Linked DNA regions of Mus musculus: region 1 is linked to region 2. The links are chromatin loops, found by intact Hi-C in ENCODE. Cell type or tissue: heart. All regions are shown on one strand. Each heading gives the region's core, and the rest is flanking DNA. Links, peaks and the distances in the headings are about the cores only. Region 1 holds the start of Serinc1 (serine incorporator 1). Region 2 holds the start of Smpdl3a (sphingomyelin phosphodiesterase, acid-like 3A).

Region 1 (5,386 bases), core at 222-5,221, 260 kb before region 2:
AGAATTACAGATGGAAAATGTACTTGGGATAATTACCTAAATGCAGGCCAAGAAGAAGTAACAGTGACCGGACTTACCTTTTGCTTTAACGATGGAAAAAAATAATCAAGCAATTATTTCAGATACAGTATGAACTAATAAAACTGGAAAGAAGAAATGCAAGGTAGTGATTCTGGAAAGCAGATGGTGTCGACCCTAGGAGTTGCCCATCTTTCTAACTAGAATAGGTCAGCACAGCAATTTGCCTGAGGAGACAGAGCTGAGAATTCACAGAAGTGAAAGCAGCTAGCATTCCCAGGGCAGAATCCCAGCTGTCTAAAACAGGTTGAACTCATTTCACTTGTAAGCAAGCATCAAAGACATAAACATCTCTAAGTAATTTACCTATATCCAAGAGCATAGCCCAAGAATAGTTTTTAAACATTGAATGAAGTATATCCAGCCTTCATCAAGGTAAAACCTGTATCTGACATCTAACAGAGACTCAGAAGACATGGAGAAGAACAGGAATATACAACCCATGAGGGAGGACCAAGTAGGCAAAACCAATCTGCAAGGTAACATGTACAAATGTCCTTTGATACTGTTAACTACATTTTACACAGTCAAGACAGTGGAGGGAGCCTAGAGCATGGGAAGGAGACATGGAAGACGATTTAGAAGAACCTACTAATATTTGGAGACAAAAACAAGATATGTCAACTCAATACCATAAAACAAAGACATGGGTTTTCACATTTACACTGAGGAGCTTAGCCAACACAGGAGACAGGAATAAAAGATGAAAAACTCAGAACTGAAGAGAATAAAACAAGGCTCAGATGACCAGCAAGAGGAGTCTACAATATACTGACTACATAAAAGTAGACTTTATATGCAGGCAACACGTCACCACACTAGACTCCCCAAATATCCTAACCAGACAGGAACCTGCAAGTTTTCTCTGGGTGCACCAATAGCCTCAGATGAGCTTTCTGCTGCAAATGGCAAAACTAGATCAGTTCATTATAAAGTCAAAGCTGACAAGTCCTACTAAACTGCCTGTGTCTGAAAGCAATCAGGGATGATTTCTTAAAATAACAAAATTGTGTTACAAAACAAAAATGGAGCAGAGCTTGGCAGTGAAACGGGTGCTTGGTAATTCCTACATCTTTCCTCTTAATTACTTAGCTACATTAACTATCTGGGGTAAAGAAATGATTGTGATTGTTCACAAGATCTAGTTATTAAAAAGTATCTATTCAGAATACCAATGCTGACCTTATATTGAGGAAAGATATGTTAGTGGCTGGCAGTATTACAGTTAGATAAAAGGTCCAGAGATGCTCACATGTAAATTTTCTTTCATACATTTTTGTAGTTCAGGAGTAATGTTTTATAGTTACTTTATGAACCAGAAGCAAAGTGTTACTAAACTCGACTGAGTCTTCAAAAATCTGTTAAAAAATGAAAGCCTTTAAATTATGGATTACTTGACATACTTAATTATTTCAACCAGAGGAACAGTTGAATAAAATTTCACCTCATCAAAGTTCCCAAGCAAGTAAGCATATTAAACTTGGGAGTTGGAAAAGATGGAGGTGTACCTCCTAATACAAATTCTACTTACAGATATACACTGAAATCTAATAGTTAAAAGGAGCACACTGAACAAAAGGTATGATTCAAACTTCACACCATGAACCTCCAGATGAGTCAGAAGAAAGGTGCATCATGATGAACAACTTGCCCCCTAGTTCCAGTCATACCTAACCCTGCTATTGTTGCAACCTCTTCAGTGTACCTAGGTATAATAAAATGATGCTGGCAAGACAGCACCAGTTTCATCAAAGACATTCCTTTCGTGAACAAAAGTGTCAATCTAAGTTGTAGATGTAGTCATGCAATGTATCCAATGGTGTTCTCCAAAGCTATTTTGACTTAAAACACACATATACAAAAATTCCTTAAAACTTAAAAAGACAAAAGAGAACAACAACAACAACAGTGCTCAAAACTAAACTGGAAAATAATAAAATGGAGAATTCATATCCCTCTAACTCTATGGTCTCAATGGAATTGCTGTGTGCCCACACCACAACCAAGCTAATTCTAGTATTACAAATTAAATAACTCAACATCCTAACAAACAAACCAAGGAAACATTTTATAATAACTACTTACAATTGTTATGTGTATGCATATGTGTCTTATGTGTGGGAGTATGTGCCCATGGGAGCCAACTGTCAGTGGAGAGTAGACAGGGGGTGTGAGATTCCCTGGAACTGGAGTTACAAGCAGTGAACTGCCGAATGTGTGGGTGCTGGTAACTAAACTCCATAATCTAGCAAAAGCAGCAAGCTGAGTCATCTCCCCAGCTCCTATTTATTAAGTTTTACTACACTTAATTTTGCCTTCTGTATAAAGGGGTCAACAGACTCAATTAGGCTCTCCGAGGTCAAATTTCCTTATCCAACTGCAAATAGCAAAATATAAGGGAATAGCTCATTGGACTTACAAACAGTATTGAGTAAAAACTAAGCATAATTCTCGTCATATCATACCAAAGCAGTTTTCAAATGATGAGGCATGTAAACTAGCCAGTACATTGGTTACATATACACAAAGGGATGATTTAGTTAAAAAAGATTGTTCCGAGTTAAACTTAGAAATCATTGGCCAAAGAATAAGATTTGAATCCAAATACCTCACCCAAAGCAATGAAGCTTTTTATTATAAACTGCTCTGCCAATGTTTTGTCTATTAGAGAACGGGGTCATCTGTGCCATCTGGTTTACGAAATCTTGCCACTGTTCTAGAGGATTGTACTGCCTCACGAAAATGCAACATACCCTTCCTATAGCATCAACTTTCAGATTGCACGTTCATGTTTTACGTCAAAAAAAAAAAAAATCAGTACCCACAGACCTGAACACCTTTTCTAGAAACATAAATTTGGAAATATAAGAATCAAAGCAAACAAAACCGAAAAAGGTACGTAGTAAGGGAATTTGACTTCTGTATTAAAAACAAGAACAAAAAAAACCCGGTAAGACTACGTCGACACTTGTCGAGATGTCCCAAATAACGGGCCCGACTCCCTGGCGGCTGCGTGTCAGAACAAAAGAGGCCTCCGGGAATGACAGTGCCGCAGTGCGAGGTCGCCGGAATCGGGGTGACAAGGAGAAACTCAGTGCCCGTGGGAGGAAGGAGCTGGAACGGCGACGGCCGAGGCTCCCACGAGAGAGAAAGCCATTGCTCGGGAGACGCCCCGCTCCGCCCGGCCTCACCCTCACTAGGCTCCAGCCCCGAAGCGGAGCCGCAAAGACCGGAGGAGGGCGGATAAACCCAGCTCGCACGGGCCGCGAGCCCCAGGTCGCCTTACCCAGCTCGCCACGGAGCACAGCCCCAGAACGCTCCCCATCGCCGCCGCGTCACCAGCTCGGCGCGTGCCGACAAGATGGAGACAGCTTCTTTCGTCCTTTTTCTGGGCTTATTTACTGTCTGGCAGGCACTTCCGGCGCAGACGCACAAGCCCCTCAGCTTCGCGTGCGTCACTTCCGCTCAGACCTGGACCCGGTGACTGCTGCCGGGCGTGCGCAATGCGCCGAGAGGAAGGGCGTGGTCTTCAGCGATGCTAGATTTGTGGCTTCATGGAGTGGGCCTACTTTGCCAAGTAAAGAAGACTGTGTTAGGGAAGGCCTCTGTCATTGTCTTGAATTTGGACGTTAGAAGAGCTACTGTTACTGTTTTTTGGTTCCTCTTGGGATTTAGCCATCTCATTTCCACTAAAGTCCCCTTTTTAGTTTTGTTTTCTTTGTTGTTGTTCTACTAACATACATATTTTACTCCTGCAGCCACTATGTGGAACAAGTTTCACTGGTGTGTGTATATATGTGTGTGTGTGTGTGTGTGTGTGTGTGTGTGTGTATGTATGTTATATATCATATATATACATATATGTATGTATATATGTATATAATATATATCTGTGTGTACATATATATGTGTCCGTATATATATATGCGCGCGTGTGTGTGTGTGTGTGTGTATGTGTGTGTGTGTGTGTGTGTGTGTGTGTGTGTGTGTATTTCCCCCGCAAGTTTGGGCCTTTCCGTTCTTTTGTTTACTATTGAGACACATTTTAACATGTACTTGAAAAAGGGTTCACTTAGTTAAGACATTTATTATAGTATAGGGGTTTATTAACAGCTATCCGGACATACAATTGACATCCTTGTTTTGATGTGTATGTTTGGGCTGTGTTCATAGAAAAGTGTCGATTCTTATTTTTCTGTAATTTGCCCTTGAAAACATTCCATGAGAAGAGTTTGGTACACAGACATCACTTTGAAATACCCATTACTATAAATATTTTAAAATAAAGATGTCTCATAAAATTGACAAAAAACGCATATAGAGGGGTGGAGTAACCCTTATCAATCTGGCAGAACTACAACTGTTAACTAACACAGACCAAAGAGTGGGGATAAAATTGAAAACAGAAGATAATCAGCCTGTGTGTTTTGAGCATGCAAATCTGTAAAGTCTCTGGTATCCGTTCCCTAGTATTTGGAAGTTCAAGATTCAAAAAACAAAAAACAAAAAACAAAAAGAAAAAAACAGAACACACAGAGCTACAAAATGTTCAGTGAGTCCATTTGTAGTTGGAGATAGATATGGAAGACTGGGAACCATTGTAGTTACAAGAGTCCTGAAAGTAGAGCCCAACATTTCAAGACATAAACTATCACGTAGAGGCTATTTGTACCTCCTCTGATTGATAATGTGACCTCTATACTCTTTCGCCCAAGTGTAAAACTCTGTTTTCAGTATAAGTTGTGAAGACACTAGCTGTTACAGTTAGTATTGTCAACTTGACAGAATCTAGGTTCATCTCTGGCCATGCCTATGCAGGATCATCCTGGTTACTCTAATTGATATGGGCCTTAATTGTGAACAGAGCTGTGATGGGCTATAACCTTGACTTACGAGCTAAAATAAGCCCTCACTCTCTAAGCTTCTTTGATGAGAGTATTTTATCACTGCAAAAACAGAAGGGAGGGAGGGAGAGAGGGAGGGAGGGAGGGAGGGAGGGAGGGAGGGAGGGAGGGAGGGAGGGAGGGAGGGAAAACAAGACACCATTAGTAAGATGCTTGATTTCTCAAAAGCTTAGTGTCTTTATTAATATATATGGGTATAAGATTCAACTATAGAACTGTAAGGGTTAAATTATATGACACATGTTTTTACAAGTGCAAATGCTAGCACCATATACAGGAGTCCATAGAAAATCAACACAGGTTATTTTCTCTACTTTCTTCCCTACCAAAATTACCACTGTCTGTGATTTGCCAACCTAGGTTGGATACAGCCTCCACCTAATGGGTTGCGTCAGTTTCTCAGG
Region 2 (5,386 bases), core at 148-5,147:
GATACAGATGTAGAATTCTCAGCTACTTCTTTGGTAGCATTTCTACATGCACACTTGATGAGAATGGACTAAATTTCTGAAACTATAAGCAAACACCAGTGAAATGTTTTCTGTTATATGTGTTGCCATTGCCTCGATGTCTCTTCACAACAATAAAACTAGTTTCATGGTTCATTACAACAGAGATGAACCACTGACAGTCATCAAAATTTATTTACTTATTTATTTATTTATTTTTGGGGCTTTTATCTCACATTTTCCCTGGTTCAGATAAAGACAAATGCATGGGGGCTGAAGACCTACAGGAGTAGGCTTACACTGCAGGTATATCAGCGTGTGGAACACTGAAGCCTTGAGCTTCTTCTTAGTGAGTAGAAAGGAGGCTGTGGCTTCCATTGCTCACTTAAAACATTATCAGTTTATGTTCTCAAGCATTTTAAAGGTTTCACAATGTGTGTGCTTCATATTTTGTCTTAACTGAAGTTATTTCACAACCAATTTACTTCCTATAACATGTCTTAGAAGTTGAAAAATAATGTTTGACAAGGCAAGACACTGCAGATGTTCCTCTATCTTGTATTCTTACTGAGGCCATTTCAGGCTTAACTAGAATTTGATCTCTTTAATGGAGAATCCACTGGGAATTTACCCGACTCTATTGTAGGACCAAAGGCCAAGATGCTGCAGCTAACTTATCGCTTCTGCTAAACAGCTTGCTTGTGCAAACCTACCTCTGCCAATGCAAAGTGAGATACCAGGATATGGTTTTTCTCTTTAAAAGACTTGCTCTGAATAAGCTTACATCCCGAACACTTGAACATAGTTCCAGCCAGCTGGCTTGCAATCGGCTCTCAACTGTGTCTGAATGATCATCTCTGGTTGGATCACAGTTATAATGAGCAAAACTGGTATTCTGATCATTAGTTCACTTTCTTTTAAAATGTTCAAGCTCTTGCTATCTTGCTGATCCATTTCTGCATTTCAAGCTCACCACCATTTCCCGGCTTTACTTTCCCTGTACTCTTTAGACTGTAGACTGAGAAATTGCAGAAGTGACCATGTCTGTTGCAGGGAAGCATGCATGGTTCTTGAACTGCTCTGAATCACCCCAATGATGTAGCAAAACTTGGAGGAGTCTACCAGGATCTGAAAGGAAACTTAGTGTCCATTAAAAAAAATTTATTCACAAGATATAATGTCTAAATCATGCAGATATAAAACAAAGTTTTTTTCCTCTGATGGAAAATAAATATATTTGTAAAATATAATGGTAAAAGTACCTAAAGAAAATACAAAAATAATGTATCCTAAGCCAAATATGTGTGATCCTAGGCTAAGAACACAGATCCTGGTTTCTCTAAATGACTGTTTCAACATGGAATAGGTTACAGAAACTTACAGTTATAGAACAAAGAAAATAATAAATCAATACACTTACCAGATATGTTCCTATTACAAAGAATGTAAATCTAAGTAGGTAAACTATAAAGTTTCAATGTAGTATTCTTAATTCTATAGTTGGAGGATATTGAAAAACCATTTAAGCTTAGTGACAGAGATACTCTTTTAATCATGAAAATGGTATGCTAGATACACAAATTAAGGCATTTGAGTATTAAAGAGGCCATGGTATCCCAAGACAATGTGGGTGTCCACCTAAAACACCCATCTTCCCATAATAAGTACCTTGAACTCAGCTAAAGCATAGTATTTTGTCAGGACCTTTTAACACAGCACGGCTTCCTCAAGACGCCACAGCTCACATCTTTTATGAGGTCAGCATCTCTCAAAGGTTTGCTCTTCTCCAAAGACACCCTACGTTTTATAAATTAAAGTTGTTGGCTATATTATAAAGAGAGCGCATTCTCATAAATTCCTAGAGAGAGAACAAAGAATACATATTACACACAGTCTGTGGGTTTTGGTGTCTTTGCCAATACTTATAAAACTTTTGGAATAGAAAAATCAACAGTCTCTATTTGTATTTACCAGGTAGGTTGCATGAGGACGTGCTTAACTCAGTTGTGGAAAGGAAAACGTTCAGCCTGGTGAACCTGGGACATAGTTTGCCGACTCCACCTATCTATCACCTTGGAGTACTATGAAGCCACACATGGCCAGCCCAGCTAATCTGTTCATTTATCAGCGGTGGCCTGAGGCTTGGGAGTTTACATTTCTGTCATAAATCCCAGGTAGCGAAACCATTGAGGAAATCCAAACCCATTCTTGTACTCGTTTGTCTTAACTATGATTCAGGGTTCTCCTGCCTTTTCAAGTACCTCTGCTAAATGGCCCTGTCAGGTAGGCGCTCCTGGGGTTCAGGGAAGGAAACAATACGGGGTTGGAGCAAGAACATTGTTTCCCATTGACCTAAGAAATTAAGGAAGCATATTAAAATAAAGGAGTCCAGAAGGTCAGAAGAACTCGTGCTCAGGGGAATCTAATATTACACGTGATCTGCTTGCTGGGCGTCAACACAAGGAAAGGCTCTGGCTTCCTCTCCACCCCTAGGGCCTGCGGGTCTCAGCGGCGCCCAAGCTCCAGTCTAGCGTCCTGGGGCAGTGGCCTCCACCATGGCGTTGCTGGGCAACTTCCTTTGCTGCCTACTGGTTGCCTGGCTCTGCGGCCCGGGGCTCGGGGTGCCCCTGGCGCCGGCGGATCGCGCCCCAGCTGTGGGTGAGTGGACCGATCGGGACTGCACAGGACGGTGGAGGGGGTCGGCGAAGTCATGAAGGTGCCGGGTGCGTAGGCAGCGGGGCACAGGACGCCGCCACACTGGTCACTGTGGCCAAAGGCCAGACAGCAAGGTCACTGGGTCTGAGTCATGGTGGGGGCGCCCCGTGGGCGCCAGTATGGAGCCGAGCCGCCTGCTGGGCGTTTGTTTACATCCCGGGTCTGGGTGGTTTAGTTCCCAGGGGAGGAAAGTCTGAAGCTGTTGTCTGGTGGGAAATGCCGCTCAGAATTGGCTGTGGGCATTCCCGGAGTCACCTAGTCTGCCCAGAGCAGAGGAGGACCTACAGGGTCCCTACACCTGGATGTAGCTTCAGTCCTATTCTGTTCTGCTCAGTGACGTCGGAGCCTAATTCTGCCTCTTCAGGTCTCCGAGGCGTCTGGTCTCTTTCGTTCTTAACATAAAACCCCTGAGCCCTTCCGCAGCCCTTGGTGCACTTGGGGTCTTGCGTTTGTGGTGTGTTCTGTTTACCGGGAGCCTATTACTCTGTTTCTGCAATCTTGGCCTGCCCTGCCCTGCCCTGCCCCCTCAGTCTCCTTCCACCCAGCAGTAGCAGCTGCCAAACTTGGTGGGAAAAAAAAAAATCGGTAAGTTAAGCCCCACTCCAAAATTACTGGATCCAGACCGGTGGGAATGGATTCCTGGGCACAGTTTAACACTCTTCATCCCTCTCAAATTAGAAAATCCCCGTCCAGACTGAATGTTTAGTAAGACTGTAGGTTGCCTTCTGGGTTTTAAAACTTAAGGTGACGCTCCCCTCCCCCATCTCCCTAGCTCCGTTTAAAAATAATTGCTCTAGTTGGGGGGTTTGTTTTGATTTGCAGAGAGAGCTATCCTTGAGACTTTCACCTGTGCTCAGAACTGAAACTCTCCTGCTGTCTGCCTCCTCTCCATGCCTGCCTCTGATCTGCACAGGACTTCCCTGAATGGGGTCCAGGGAATCCCTTCTCCTTGCTTATGAGTGAAGTACACCTGACTTAGCTGTCAAGCTTTTGCAAGCCACAGCTGTATGTCCGGTTTGTCAACTCTGGCAAATAACACCTGTAACAGAAATAGCCCCCAGAATGTGTACATATGTGGCTGCCTCGTGTTTTTATATTGCTGGAATTGTGCTATTTTAAATTTGTGACTGCTCCGGATTTTGACCTGGAAATGTCTCAGGCTGCACCACAGGTAAATTCGCCTTTGGTTTTAATGAATTAATTGCTGAAAGAAGTCATAAAACTTTGCCCGTGATCATGTGACTCTCCTTCTGATACCTTCCTGTTTTGGTAGCGGGAGGGAGAGAGAATAACCAGACCTGTTGACTCTGGTTTCACATTGCATGGATTATTTTACCTGCTTTCCACTTGACTAGAAGGCCTCTCTCCCCCTGGCCCCTTTGCACTTCCCTCCACAACTTCCACCCAGCCTGGCCTCTGCTTGTTTCCTAACTGTGTTTAAGTTCCCAGTCTTAGTTTTCCCCCTTGCCAAGTCCATGTGACTAGAGGACCACCACCCTGGGTGTTTGGCTTCATTTTTAAAAGATTTAGTAGGCTGTCACCTGCTGGTGTACTTAGCACACAGCAACTGACTTTATAAACAGATCAACCAACGCCCACTTAAACGACTACATACAATTGTCCATATAATTATGGTTCATTGGGTTTGCTGGGACAAATTATTAAGCATTCTTTGACTGAATTTTTTTTTCTGAAAATTTTGAGTATCTCTTTAAATAAATTTGAGCACTTATGTAGACTGTGTAACACACATATCTTGAAAAAATATTTGAAAAGTTTATCTGGGGGATAAGAAAGAAATTTTGGTAAAGGACTTTGGGCATTTTTGGCCAAAAAATTTAGATTTGAGTGTGCTATGGACTGTGTCACAGGCTGGATTGGTGACCTTACAAACTCGCGCACACACACAGGCACAGACACATATATACAGACACACACAGAGACACACACACACAACCACATTTTATGTACAATATCATTGGCGTTAGGATGTAAAACCTCCAGATGTTCTGACTCATTTCAAGCCATCCTTTAGTGAATCTAATTACCCCCTCATTTGTCTATCCAGCAATGTGATGTGGTAGAAATAGCACCTTGGCATCTGGAGAAACAGGTTCTAGCTCAGCTTTTATTGCCTGGTCACATGATCTGGAGGGAATCCTGAAATTTGCCTTTGCCTCAATGCCATGAATTGTAAAATTAAAGAATCTTTGTTAAGGGCCCACTCCATCAGACTCATTCCTGTTCTTGGAGCTCTGTGAACCAGGTACTGCATTATGTCATAGGGATGTGCTCAAAATCCATTGCAAGATTTGGATTATGAAAAATTTAATCCATTCATGATCTCATTTACTTTAATCCTCAATGTACCTTTTGTGTAGATATCATTATCTACTTTGGTACAAGGCAGCTTATTTGACTAAGTATATGAGAGGCATTGTACAGTGATTAAAGGCAACATGTCTCCCGAAGTGTGGCCCCTGAACCAGTGTCAGCCCTTTACTTTATGACAGATGACCTGGGTTTAATCTCTGCGTGTTCCACTTTCCTGTCTGTTTTGCTGGGTGATAATGATGAAAAGCTTATAAAATAGTACTAAACATATCATAAGTGCTGGATGAAATTGAATATTTTACATGCAAAAGGGAAAGTT

What was found. A loop is a pair of places that touch in the nucleus more often than their neighbours do. Peaks named below come from ENCODE experiments on the same cell type or tissue, not always from the same donor. Only the 100,000 strongest peaks of a DNase experiment are listed, where the experiment ranks them.
Region 1: it touches region 2 in a loop (3-fold over the local background); 2 of 42 quality-filtered maps call a loop at or near these places.

The regions. Positions count from the first base shown.
Region 1 is chr10:57,528,993-57,534,378 of GRCm38, forward strand. Serinc1 (serine incorporator 1) reads right to left here and starts at 3,537. Exons shown (of 9, transcript NM_019760.3): 1 at 3,365-3,537. The coding sequence starts at 3,403. In heart, for the core only: a CTCF peak has its summit at 3,132; a DNase peak (open chromatin) is centred at 3,519; H3K4me3 peaks cover 2,064 bases; H3K27ac peaks cover 1,246 bases.
Region 2 is chr10:57,792,109-57,797,494 of GRCm38, forward strand. Smpdl3a (sphingomyelin phosphodiesterase, acid-like 3A) reads left to right here and starts at 2,436. Exons shown (of 8, transcript NM_020561.2): 1 at 2,436-2,676. The coding sequence starts at 2,574. In heart, for the core only: CTCF peaks have their summits at 2,797 and 4,294 (motif pointing left); a DNase peak (open chromatin) is centred at 2,653; H3K4me3 peaks cover 1,949 bases; H3K27ac peaks cover 1,288 bases.